Regions from separate parts of the Mus musculus genome. Here region 1 is linked to region 2. Evidence: chromatin loops called from intact Hi-C (ENCODE). Cell type or tissue: left cerebral cortex. All regions are shown on one strand. Links, peaks and the distances in the headings refer to the core of each region. The heading gives the core; the rest is flanking DNA.

Region 1 (6,796 bases), core at 832-5,831, 48 kb before region 2:
GTAACTGAGATAACTAGATCCTGTATGGAACAAGAAGGGAGCCTGGCTTGGGCTTTTGAAAACCTCAAAGCCCACCTTCATTGACATACTTCCTCCAACAAGGCCACAATAGTGCAACTCTCTAAACACTCACATATATGATCCTGTGGGAGACAGTTTTTATTCAAACCATGACATTTTACTTCCTGTGCCCCATAGGCTTGTAAACATATCATAATGGAAAAAAGAATACATTCAGTCTAGCTTCAAAAGTCCCCGCAGTTTATCACAATCTCAACATTGTTTACAAGTTCAAAGTCTCTTCTGAGACTCAAAGAATCCCTTAACTGTAACCCCTATAAAATAAATATAAAAAAGTGCAGATCACATATTTCTAATATACAATGATGCAGCATATACATCACCATTCCAAAAGGGAGAAAAGTTGTACGGCAAGGAATTACTGGAAGAAAGCAAGACCAAAAAAAACCCAGTAGGACAAACTCCTCATTGTCCATCTCCATGTCCACTGTTAATGTGCTTTTAACATTTCTTATTTCTTACAGATTTACTGACTGCCACACATTTTTTCTGCCTTGTCTTGTTTCTACACCCTGTTAGCAGATCTCCTCCGCAGGTATTCTGTAGCTCTGGCATCTCCAATATCTTAGAGTCACCAATGAAATCCATGCTATGCTTTCATGCCTTCACACAATGGTCCCTATGGACTTACATGCAGCAATGCCCTGGACACAGGCCTGGCCTCAGTGACTTTTCTTAGCTGTGGATGGAGATTCCACAACCCCTTGTATCCTTGACTCTGTAGCCAGAACCATGCGGCTGAAGCTGCCAAGTTCAGTGCTTGCTGGGACTGGAGCTTGACCCCTCATTCAAATATGTTTTCATCAGCTTTCTGTTTCTCATGGTTTCCTTCGCCCCTTAAGCTTTTATTTAATTCCTTTCCATGAATTGGAAGCTTGGCTGGGTGGAGTCTTGCCCAGAGCTCACCATTTCCTTTTATCCACTTAGCATCCAGACTTTCTTTAAACCGTTTATTTCCTTGAACACTGGACTTAGCTCCATTTCATTTACCGGTGCTCCTTTTCCCGTCACACTGTACGTTTTGTATTTGGCCTGGCTCAGCTCGCTCCTTTTCCTTATAGATCTACATAAGAGTGGATGCAATAACCACACAACAGAGTCAATACTAGGCTGTCTTGAAATCTTCTCTGCCAATAATAAATAATAATAATAATAATAATAATAATAATAATAATAATAGTAATAGTAATAATAATTCAATTTAGCCTCAGGCAGTTATTGTGGACAAGGGCAGAAAGAAACCACAGTCTTTACTAAAATATAACAAGAGTGGTCTTTAAGCAATTCGTTCATTCTTCTCCTCTGGAAACCTCTTGAACTGAGCTGTCATAGCCTCCATTGTTCTCAGCACCAGTGTCTTCCATGGTCTTACTAGTATGTTCCATGAAGTCCTGGGAGAGGATTAGAAACAACTTTTCTAATCCAAAGCCCACATTCCACCAATTAGAAGCATGATGAGGCCTGTCATGGCAGTAGCCTGCTTCCTGGCACCAACTTCTGTCTTAGTCGATGTTCTCTTGCTGTAAAGAGACACCTGTAAACACTGTAGTGCTTTATCCAATCAACTTCAAAGGAAAAAATCCGTGGGAGGACGACACCAAGGGACATGCCTGTCATTAGTTTTCACAGGCAGTCTCCTTCAAATCCCATTTCAAGCAAACAGTTGGGACAGTCTGACATATCCTACCACTGACTACTTCATGATGCGAATGAACTATTAATTCTTATATAATCCTTATGGTTATACCTTCTAAAACTATCAGGGGTTTTAACTATGCAATGAAATATTTGTGAGAGAGATGGCTAATGATGCCAAAGATATCTAACATATATATATATATATATATATATATATATATATATATATATATATATATATGTGTGTGTGTGTGTGTGTGTGTATACATATATATAAATGAATATATATGACTATATAATAGCTGTATATTATAATATACAATCATTATATATAATATATTATATATAGTATATACACTATACATTATATATTACATATATTATGCATATAACATACATAGACTATAATATATAGTCTACTAATACTTAACATGTTAGAAATTAAATTGAGATATTATATTGGGTCACTACTGATAACAATAAGCCTGTTAAGTGTTAATATGAATGTTTTATGAAAATAATCTGATTTAGATAAAAATAAAGAGTACCATCCTTTTACATTTTATTCAAATCTCTCTAATGTCTAGTTTAATCTATTTTTCTGTCTGTTTCTATATTCAGTCTGTTGTGATAGCTCATCTCACACAGTTTCTGGAATATTCTATGAGATATGCAGGAATGTTAAAGTGAGAAAAAATAGTGTCTTAACATCATTGATGTGAGAATGGCTCAGAGTAGCAGGGCCCCTGGGAGGGTCGTAGGAGCCCTGGGGATACTTGGATCACAGCTTTGAACCATTGCGCCATGTCACAGGTCATCTAAGAGAGGAAGGAGGGAGAAGGTAGACATATTTATTTGAGAGCTGCAATGGTGTCTATTCTGTATTCCTTTCTCTTGCTGTGATAAAACACTCAGAACAAAAGAAATTTGGAGGGTGAATTTTTTTTTATTCTGGATTACAAGTCGTCATTGAGAGACATCAGGCCAGGACCTCAAACAGGAGCTTGAAGGAGAGACCACAGAGGAAGTCTGTTTCTGGCTCAGTCTTTCAGCTCCTACTCAGCCAGTTCCATAAAGAACCCAGGACCACCTGCCTAGGGAATGGTGGTGCCCACAGGAACTGGTTCTCCTGCACCAGTTATCAAGACAGTTCTGTCCCTTCCAGGCCAATCTGATCTAGGCAGATGACTCCAGTCTGTGCCAAGTTGACAATCAAAGCTAGCTGGAGTGGTGCTCCAGTCCTGGCAGTTAGGTAGAGTTGTGTTGGGGCTGGAGACTTGAACTCAAAGGAAAGGAGTTTACTGATCTGATTGGTCCTGGTATGAGATCCATGCATAAGGAGTAAGGGCTAGCTGTACAAGAGGGCTTATGATGACAGGCAGAGCATGGCTGTCTCAGAATGACTAGGACAAGCCAAGCAGCCACCAAGTACTTCCTGGTTCACGTCTCCCTATTGTTAATGACAAAACTAGAGCGGCCCAAAGAACTGGACTGCCTGTGTGAGCCCTGGTACGCAGAAGGGCTGGGCATGGAGGAGAGAGAGGGAAACATCTACCTGGCTACAGCTCACCTCCTTGTTTTCTTGGCTTCTGTCCCAGTCTTCCTTTGCTTTGTTAGTTTTATTTTTTACTTGACCCAGTCTTTTCTTTTTTTCTTTTCTTTTTTTTTAGTGTGGCTATATACCAAACTACAAAGGAAATGTCCAAGTTGTGAGATTTTAAAAATGTGGCTATAGTGTGATCCAGGGTAAAGGCTTCACAGTGGTATTTCCTTTTCGTTTTTGTTTTTGTTTTTGTTTTTTAAATAGCTTTTTAAAATATCAAGAAACAGTTTTGTGCCAGGAAAGTAAATGCTAAAGCCAGCCTGATTAAGACCGAAACGGCAGATGTCACCAAATTTCCAGACACGTGCAATTTCCTGGTGAGTAACAACTGCTAACCAGGGCTGCTGAGTCACTCGGCTGAGATCCACGCACTCTGGGCTCTTTCTCTCAAGAACATCTTATCTGCCCACTGCCATCTTGGCACCTTGTCCCCAGGCTAGAGTATGACTTAGTCTTGAAAATGCTAAGACCTGTGTTCAGTCCTCTCAAGCCATGTGAAAATGTGGGCCATGGCACATCTGTAACCCCAGTGCTAGGGAGGCAGAGACAGGACGGCCTCTGAAGAGCTAGTCCAGTGTAATTGGTGAACTCCAGGTCAGTGAGACTGTGTCCCTTAGGGGGTGAACAGAATTCCTTTTGGCACTAGAGTTGTCTATCAGTCTCTACATCCACACGGAGAGGATCATATGCACATGTATATCTGCATCACATGTGCACCTACACACACACACACACTCACACACACGCTACACACACTCACACACACATACACACATATACATACACACACACACTCACACACACACACTCACACACACATACACACACACACATACACACACACTCACACACACATACACACACACATACACATACATACACACACACATGCACACACAGACAGACACACACACAGACACACACACACACATACACACACAGACAGACACACACACACACAGACACACACACACACACACACACACACACACACACACACACCACTCCTTATATTCTTTCCAGTATAGATTGGGACAAGCAATTGGATGGGCAAAGTCATGAGTTTAGCATCATGTGAATCCTTTAGAGTTGCTGACACATTGCAAATCAAGTTGAGAAATTAAGAAAGCACAGTTTTAAAAGCATCTTTTGCTTGCAACCAGTCAGGGACCATATTCTCTGAAGCCCACCTGCCTGGCTTTCCTTTCAGTCCCCACCCTTTTACAACACTGTGCTAAGTCCTTTCAGCCTCCTCTTCCTGATCTACTCTCAGTTCCATCCAATATTTCATCCTCTTTTTCCCACCCTTCCTGTCCATTACTCAATTTTCCAAATATATTTGTTTGTTTTAGCTCTACCTGTTAATGTAAAACTTGATATTATCACACACACACACACATACATATATACATATATATATATATATATATATATGTATATATATATATATATATATATATATATATATATATATATATATATAACACAATTTCATGGGCACATACAAGTTTGAGAATCTGTGTATGGGTACATGCGGGTACTTGTGCATAGGAATGGGGAGGCCCAAAGTTAATGTCAGGTTTCTTCGCTCTCTGAGTTTATTTCTTAATTTCTTTATTTCTTGAGTCAAGAGCTCTCCTTGAATCTAAAGCTCACCAATTGGTTAGGCTGGCTGTCTAGCAAAATCCAGAGATCTGCTGGTCTCTTTCTCTAAGTGCCAAGGTTACACATGACTTGGCTTAAACATGATATTGAGGATTCAAATTCAGGTTCTTGAACCTGTGTGGCAGGCTCAGTTGAGCAATCACCCTCCCTGTTCAACCTTTTGGTTGTTTTAATTCTTCTTGGTCACTGGGGATCGAACTCAGATCTCATGCTTTCAAAGTGTGCACACTCCTCAACTGAAGCTCCTTTCTCTGTGATAACTCCAGCCCTGTCAAGTTGACACAAAACTAGCCAGTATAATGTGTAAGGGAGTAGCCCATTGTGGGAAATGCCCTTGGACATGTGGGCCTAGGTTGTAAAAGAAAACAGAAGGAGTACTCCATGGAGAGGAAACCAGTACGCAGAGCTGCCCGTGGTCTTTGATTCAGTTTCCGCCTTCAGTTCCTGCCTTGGGTTCTCTTGATGATGGACTATAATCGGTAAGCCAGTTAAACCCTTTCCACTGTGTGGTGGTTTAAATAACAATGGCCCCCATAGGATCCTAAGAGAAATTGATGTGCAGGATTTCGGTATTCTTGGGACAGGCCTGACCATGACATTGGCTGGAGGAAGAGGAAAGTTTGGAATAGAAAAGCAGCTATATTCTTTAAGCAGGGTTTAGTGGGCCATCCTAATAGGAGTATGGACAACAAGGCTAAGGGTGATTTGAACTTTGGGAACCTAGCTCAAGAAGTTTCAGAGGGGAAGAATATTAAGATGTGGCCTAGAGACCATTCTTGTAATATTCTGGCAAAGAATGTGGCTGCTTTTCGCCCTTGTCCAAAAAAAAAAAAAAAAAAAAAAAAAAAGTCTGAGGTAAATTAAAGAGTTTTGGATTAATGGCTTTGGCAGAGAAGATTTCAAGGCAGCCTAGTATTGACTCTGTCATGTGGTTATTAGTAATCACTCTTAAGCAGATCAATAAGGGAAAGGAGCAAACTGTGCAAGGCAAAATACAAAAATGTACACTTTGGGGAGAAAAAGAACAGCAGGAAGTGGAAGTTTAAAGAGAATCCTGATGCTAAGTGGAATAAAGGGAGTGGTGACCTCTGGGCAAGACTTCCTTCAGCTTCTAAGTTTCCAATGTTTGGGAAGGAGCTAAAGAAAAGCTTAATCAGGGAAGGAAACCATCAAAATCAGAAAGCTGACGAAAATGCATTTGAGTGAGGGGATGGATCGAGTTCTAATCTCAGCAAGTAGCTGAACTTGGCAGCTTCAGCCTCATAGTTCTGGCTTTAGATAGAAGAAAAGTGGTTGCGTAATCTCCCTCCATGGCTAAAGAAAGCTACTTAGGCCGGGTGTGTGGCAGGGGAGCTCCTGCATGGGGGCCTGGAGAGGCCATTATGTGAAGCTGTGAAGGTTAAATGCTTTGGAAATGCCAAGCTGTTGGAGATGCCAGAATCCTGGGATACCTCCCAAGGATCCCTGATCACAAGGTGTGGAACCAGACCAAGAGAAAGAAGTGTGTTACAATCAACAAACCTGAAAGGAGTTAGAGAGCTGAAGAGTGTGTTGATGTCAGACGTGGAGGTGCAGAGTTTGAAGTTTACCCTTTTGGTTTTCAGTCTTGCTTTGGTCGAGTATTTCTTCTCCATCTTTCTTCCCCTCCCTTTCGGGATGATAATATACATTCTGTGCCACTGAATGTTGGAGGCATGTGATCTACCTTTTGATTTGATTTTATATGGGCTTCCAGTTAAGAGAGTGCCTAGAGTCTCAGAAAAGACTTTAAACTTTGGACTTTTAAACAGCTTTGGGATTCTGATAGAC
Region 2 (6,796 bases), core at 853-5,852:
AGTGGGGTGGGGGGTGGGGTGATAGGGAAGAGAGATGACCAAGAAACATTATATTCACTTATGAACTTTTCAAATAATAAATTAAAATCATTACTAAAATAGATTTTAAAGGGTTTAAAATCTTCTTCACTAACTATGATAAAGGAAACTGTTAATTTAAAATGAAGGTTGAAGCTCTGTAAGGCCTTTATAGCCTTAGGCCAAAACCAAACTACCAATCATGTAATTTCCCCTTCTCTTCAATAGGAGAGCTTTGTTGGCCCTCCCAAAGTGATGTTAATTACCAGAGTTTCAGCTGGGCGTGGTGGTGCATGCCTTTAATCCCAGCACTTGGGAGGCAGAGGCAGGCAGATTTCTGAGTTTGAGGCCAGCCTGGTCTACAAAGTGAGTTCCAGGACAGCCAGAGCTATACAGAGAAACCCTGTCTCGAAAAAACAAAAAACAAAACAAAACAAAAAAAAAATTACCAGAGTTTCTGAAGAAGATGCAGTGTAGTGTAGTGTTTGTTTGTGTGTGTGTGTGTGTGTGTGTGTGTGTGTGTGTGTGTGTGTGTATCGTAAACAATGCGTGGCCTGGCTCTTAGATAAATGATTGGTGTGTGGTAGGTATGCAATAGATGTCTGATGAGTAAGTAACTGCTAAAGCTGACACAGACAAAACATGGTTTTAAGTCCAGAATCTGATGTAAATGCCTTCACTCTGGACACAATAAACGGACCGCCTCTGTGTGCAGAGCCCAGTCAGCCTGGGGCAAGAGTTACCTTCTGCATTGACCACCATCGTTCCGATGACCCCTTTGTGACTCTGGATTCTCTTGAGGGTTTCCTCCACTTCTGTCTGCAAGAGATCGGGGCTACCATTAACCGGAAGGGTATCCATGGTTACATCTGCTCTACAGCGACTATCTAGGCACATACCTGGTCCCCTATTTCTTTAACTGAGAGATGGAGACGATATGCTCGGAGTTTAAAAGGTAAGCTTGGAACTGTTAGGTCTCTTATGGGGACTGTGTAGGAAGCCCCATCTTGCACGTGACCTAGGTAGATTGCCAGGCTTCAGCCCCAATGAAGACAAGAGAGCCTCACAAGGGATCCTCAAAGCTTATGTGTTCTGATTTGCTAGAAGGGTAGTGTTTATTTATTTGCTTGCTTTTACATTGCCCAGAAAGCTACCATGGGCCATCATTCAGCAGCTCCCACTTCCATACTTACAAAACACTTCTTTCGTATGTCATGGCTTTTAAATATTTATAGATCATCACTATATCCTCCGAGAGTGTCCATAAGCTGCCCTTTCTGAGACTCCTTAGTTACTTCTGTTTCCCCCATTGGGGGTTCATTCTGGTGACCAAGCTTACAAAGGGCAATTCTGTGCAAGCATTGTATTGCAGGATGCCGGAGCACCCTGGCTGTGTCTTGGTTGAAGCGGAATGTTCGGCTATGGGTGTCTGCATTAGGGACTCGCATCTGGGTTTTACGCTTACCTTTTTGAGCTGGCTGAGACTAAAACCACTCGGTTCCCTGTGCTGTCTTATTCCCAACAGCACATTGCGACTATTTACACTTCTTGTAAAAATATAGTTTATTATTTTATAGGGATGGATGCTTGTCTGCACGTATGTCTGAGCACCATGTGCATGCGTAGGGCCAGTGGAGGCCAGAAGAGGGTGTCAGATCACTTAGACATAAAGTTACAGACAGCTGTGAGATATCAGGGGTTGCTGAGGCTTGAACCTGGGTCCTCTGCAAGAGAACCTAATGCTTTTAACCACTGAGCTTTCTCCACAGCCTCATATGCATTTTTTTTGGATTTTTTTTTTTTTGAGATAGGATTTCACAGTATATAGCTCAGCCTGGTCTTGAACTTGCAGCAGTCCTCCTGCCTCAGCCTCCTGAGTGCTGGGACTCCAGGCAGGCATTACCGTGCTCCACTTAGCCAGGCAGTTTTGTGATGAGAATCTATTCTATTGTTTTCTTTCCCAACATCTCACAAGTGAACACTACGTTACTTCAGTCAGAGACAGGCTTCCTTCTGCACCCATTGTGGAGGTGAGCAAGCACTTTTCTCGTTTTTCCCACCACCAGGGCAGGTGTCTTTTGAGGAAATGTCAGGCTGGATTAGTGGCTTTCCTCATGGTGGACACTGGTAACATTTAATTTAGCATGTTCTTTAAACTACACCATGGCCCAAAGCTTGGAGAAATGCATCTGCAGAGGCCACCCCAGGTCACAAACGGGCTGTCACAAATAAAGAGGACTGTGAAAACAAAGGAAGAGAGCATATGTTTACATTTCAGTAACACGAAAGCTCTGAGCCTGAGGTGTCCTCTGGAAAGGAAAAGGAGACATCGCCAGTGACAGTAATAGCAAGAATCTGATAGTGCCAGGGACTTGTTTTGTCTCATACACAGCCTGGGACAAAACCAAAACCAAACCAAACCAAACACCAAAACCAAACAACAAACAAACCAACCCAACCGACCAACCAAGAAAACGCAAACCCCAGTAAATGTAGACATTTTTTTCTTGGGGTATCTCTCTGACACTTGGCATTTCTTGGTCTCCTTATGTCTGGCACAGAATACTCACAAACCAGCCCAGTTCTGATCGCCTTAGGGGCTCCTCAAAGTCACGGACCTCTCCTCCCTTCCTCCACTGCTCCTCTCAGCTCTCTGCTCCTCACCTTTCCTCTCCTCCAAGGTGGTTCTCTTCTGACTCCCAGACCCCTATTGCAACCTCCTGTGTCCCCAGGCCACTCCTGTGCCTCTCCTCCTCTCCCCTTCACTCTCCTTCCCTCCTCCTCCTCTCCCTTTCCCTTTTCTCCAACCCTTTTCCTTCGTTTCTTTCTCTCCCATCCCCTTCCTTCTCTTCTCTTCCCCTTTGCCTTTCTTTTTCCCTTTCCTTTTTTTTTCTCTCTTCTCTCTCCTTCCTTTTCTGTGCAGGCGAGGTTGGGGTAGCATCCCACCTTCCTCCCCGCGTTCTCTCTCCATTCCTCGCCCCCCCTCCTAGTTTTTATTTCTTCCCTCTTTGTCTCTTACTCATCTCCCAGCCCCCTTCCCATTTTTTTGTTCTCCTGGTCTCCTTCTTTCTCAGCTTGGGATCTTTCTTTCTTTCTCCACCTCTGTCATAGCTCTTTGCAAACTTTTCTGGCTCCCAGATTCATCTCAACACCTCCCGTTTTTTCAATAGCGCCCTTTCCAGCTGTCATCCAGTAAATGGTGAGACCCTCCCAGGACAGCTGTGCACATGAGTCTCCCCCTCTACCCTTCTAGACAAGAACTCAGATTTACCATCGCGCCTGTGGGACAGCTCCTGGCTCAAGTCTGAGTTGCAGTTTCTGTGGATGTCAACAACGCTTCCCCCGTTGCTAGGCAACCAGGCAGGAAGTGGCTTTCTGAAAGCTATGGGCTGCGCCTGCGCAACGGTTAGGCTGTTTCTGAAGCCGGCTTTTCCGCCCTGCATGTGGCAGGTTGCTTTGCAGCCTAGCAAAAGAAGGCAGGCACGGACGTTCCTTCCCAGGAACCTCAAGGCGATGGGGTCGTGGCAGGATACAGTCTCTCCTGGGTTTAACTTTTCTTCTTTTTCATGCTTTCTGGAGATGTGGCCGGCACTTGTCCCTGAGTCAGGCAAGTGTAGGTAGCCACTTGACCGCCCCCACGTGAGATATATGATACACACATGGGTGCCAATAATACCATCCTGAGATATAGAACTATCCATGTGGGAAACAATAACACACTGTGGATATGGTAGCACGCAGGGAAGGTGCTCATGTCCTAAAACCAACCGATTTCACTTTATCTCTGAGAATTTGGTACTAGAGCTGAGCCGATCTAGAAAGGGTTTGTTCTGCTGCTGTGATAAACAAACAAACAAACAAACAAAGAGCAACTTCGAGGAGAAAGGGTTCCGTCTAGCTTACAATTCCAGGTCGCAATCATTGTGGGAAGGCAAGGCAGGAGCTTGAAGAATCTAGTTAGATCCACACTCAGCAGGGGGAGAGAATGAGAGAGGGGGGAGGGGGAGAGGGAGAGGGAGAGAAAGGGAGGGAGCGATAGAGGAGGGAAAGTAAGAAAAAGCAGAAGAGAAAGAGGGAGGAAGGAAGAAAGAAGGAAGAGGAGGAAGCCTTTATCCACAGCTGTGATGGGAGGCAAGCAGGATTCCAGCAGGAGCAGCTCTGGCAGGAGAACAACAGCTCAGAGAGAAGTGGCCAAAGTGACTTCCAACCAGCAGTAAAGTCTGATTCTGCGCATAGGGAATCAATGGGGGAGAACGGGAGCCACTTTCTCCTCATCGACCTTTCCCTCCAATGATTTCTCGGAGGTAGCTTGGTTTAATTTTGATGCCTTCTCTTTGGGGTGGGACTATGATGGATATCCAAGGTGGTGCTTTATAAAGCGCCTTGAAGGAATCCAACATGTTCTCGGGCCCCGTCCTAGGTACTGGGAATTCTTTCCACCCCTTCCACCACCTCCCAACTCTCCCCCTTCCTTTAAATTCATGCTAAGTGCTAAATAACCTTCAACTCCACTGAAAGTGTTAGTTACTAAAACTTGCAAGCACTTGGAAAAACCAAACCGTAGGCATATTTTACTCTTCCTTGCCCTTAACTGTCAAAAACCAGAACTTCCTTCCCAACAAGAGGGGGTCTCTCTTGTTTGTTGACTGTCTCCATTCTGATAGAATCGCAGTAATGCTGTGACCTTGAGTTTCCCCTTGGTATCTTATTTACTTTTCTATGTAGCTTTGGCACTCTTTTGGCAACCATTGAGTTGGACTGCACTTTTTATATCTTGTGTTCATTTTCCTTGTGAGATTTTCCTATTATAGTACTCTACTTTAGGGCATCTTAAGCTTTATCCAGTTACAACCCATTTCTCCCACCCCCGACAAATTTATTATTCATTTTATGTGTATAGGTGCTTTGCCTACATGTATGCCCATGCACTGTGTGTGTGTGTGTGTGTTTGTGTGTGGTGTGTGTGTGTGTTGACCCCAGAGGCCAGAAGATGTTGGATCCCCTGGAACTTGAATTACAAACAGTTGCAACCTGCCATATGAGTGCTGTCAATTGAAGCCAGGTCCTCTGCAAGAGCAACCAGTGCTCTTACCTCTGAGTCACCTATCCAGCCTTCCCAGATAAAATTATATGTGGTCTTGTGTTTATAAAAGTAGGTATAGATATCAAACATTTACTGATAATAAATTATAAAGAAATTTATTTGAACACAATCCTTTGGCCTACATAAAATCCTACCACTCATTAAAGAGAAAAACAATTTGCATGATAATGGATAGGAAGTGCTTGTCTGTCTAACTTAAGCCAATTCAAAGAATCACTAATTTGATTCTTACATACTGAGGAGTGGAGGTAGGAAACTATTAGGAATCTTTGTTGCTGTTGTTGTTTATAATTAAATATTAGTTTCTATAAGAATAGAAAACTCCTTGTAAAAACCACCAATGCAACTCTTAGCCTTCAGTTTGAGGGAGGGTGTTTGGGGTGTTTTAGACATTGTTTGTTGACTTTACACGGTGAGGGCATACACAAGTTGAGTGCCCCTGATGTATGTTCAGAGCCAGAGCTGCTGTTAGTTTGCAAAACACAACTCCATCAACAACAGCAAGACACCTCATATTCATGGAGTGTTTAATTTTGAATTAATCTTTGATCCTTGCATTTTTCCTGTTTGTTGCCAATTCTTTTATGAGTCGTCCCCCCCCCCCCTTGGTGCATAGTTCAGAATTCCTTTCCTTTTTTTTTTCCCACAAATAGGACTTTTTATTTGTCACTATTAAAAATCTGGATTTTACACTGATCTGATTCTTGGACTGGCGGTTCATATCCGTCAGCTCGCTCAACCTTAGCGCCCGTCTCGTCTCCAGCTGCTTTGCCAGAGCTGCCGCCTTCCCCATGCAGCTCCATGAGATTGCCCAATTCAAACTTGGGTTTCTTCAGCATTTTTACTTTTCTAACAAAGACATCATGAAGAGGATAAATGGACTGGCAAGCCTTTTCTATGTCTTTCCCAATGCTGTCTGGAATCAGTTTATTAACTACTTCCTTCAAGTCATTGGTCTGCACCACTCGGGTCATGATTTCCATCATCTTCTTCCGGATCTGGCGGACTTGCTGGTGCTGCGCATAGGATGTCTTTCTTATCTGGTTGTTGTGTTTCTTAGCGAATCCAACACAGAAAAGTCAGAGCAAATACCCATCGGTCGTCTTGACATCAATGTGAGCTTCAATCATGGTCTGCCACTTCTTGACCATGGAGCACATTTTGTCCCGGGTAAGATCCATACCATGGAAGTTAGTCAGACAGTTTTTGCCCTGAACGTCCTCAGTGATTAGCTTGAATTTTCTAAATGCAACTTCATCATTCTGTAGATCGGCAAGGCTCACTTCAAACACACTACCCTTGAGGCCATCAGAGGCAATTTTAGTTCCTTGAGTCCTCGTCTTCCTAGTGTCTTCCCGATATTCCTAATATTGAACATGGCTGGAGCTTTCACATCGTACCAGTCTTTCTTAGAAAATGGATCGACCACTTTCTTCTTAGCTCCCTTCTTGCCACCTTTCGTCAGGCGCTTGTTCTTGCCGACCGCCATGGTGCCGACCGAAGAGCCAAAAGGCCAGAATTCCTTTCCTATTACCCACTGTTACAAGAGGTTTCATTTATTTTCCTTGAGAATCTTAAATGAACAGGGTACCCATTGGTATGTCCTTCACAGCGCATAGGTTAGAAGCTTGATCTAGGTCACTCCAGTTTTGCTCTTATATGTAGACTAATGTC

The links. Peaks named below come from ENCODE experiments on the same cell type or tissue, not always from the same donor. Only the 100,000 strongest peaks of a DNase experiment are listed, where the experiment ranks them.
Region 1: a loop joins it to region 2, with 2.1 times the contacts of the local background. A loop is called at or near these places in 3 of 42 quality-filtered maps.

Annotation. Positions count from the first base shown.
Region 1 is chr8:116,549,312-116,556,107 of GRCm38, reverse strand. No RefSeq gene overlaps it. Among named protein-coding and RNA genes, the nearest start is that of Gm39258, 23 kb to the right of the region's middle. In left cerebral cortex, for the core only: no CTCF peak of the experiment used is centred there; a DNase peak (open chromatin) is centred at 3,672.
Region 2 is chr8:116,501,543-116,508,338 of GRCm38, reverse strand. Dynlrb2 (dynein light chain roadblock-type 2) reads right to left here and starts at 3,324. Exons shown (of 4, transcript NM_029297.1): 1 at 3,290-3,324; 2 at 762-837. The coding sequence starts at 3,292. It also overlaps the pseudogene Gm9058. In left cerebral cortex, for the core only: a CTCF peak has its summit at 3,478; DNase peaks (open chromatin) are centred at 3,406 and 4,146; H3K4me3 peaks cover 777 bases; H3K27ac peaks cover 529 bases.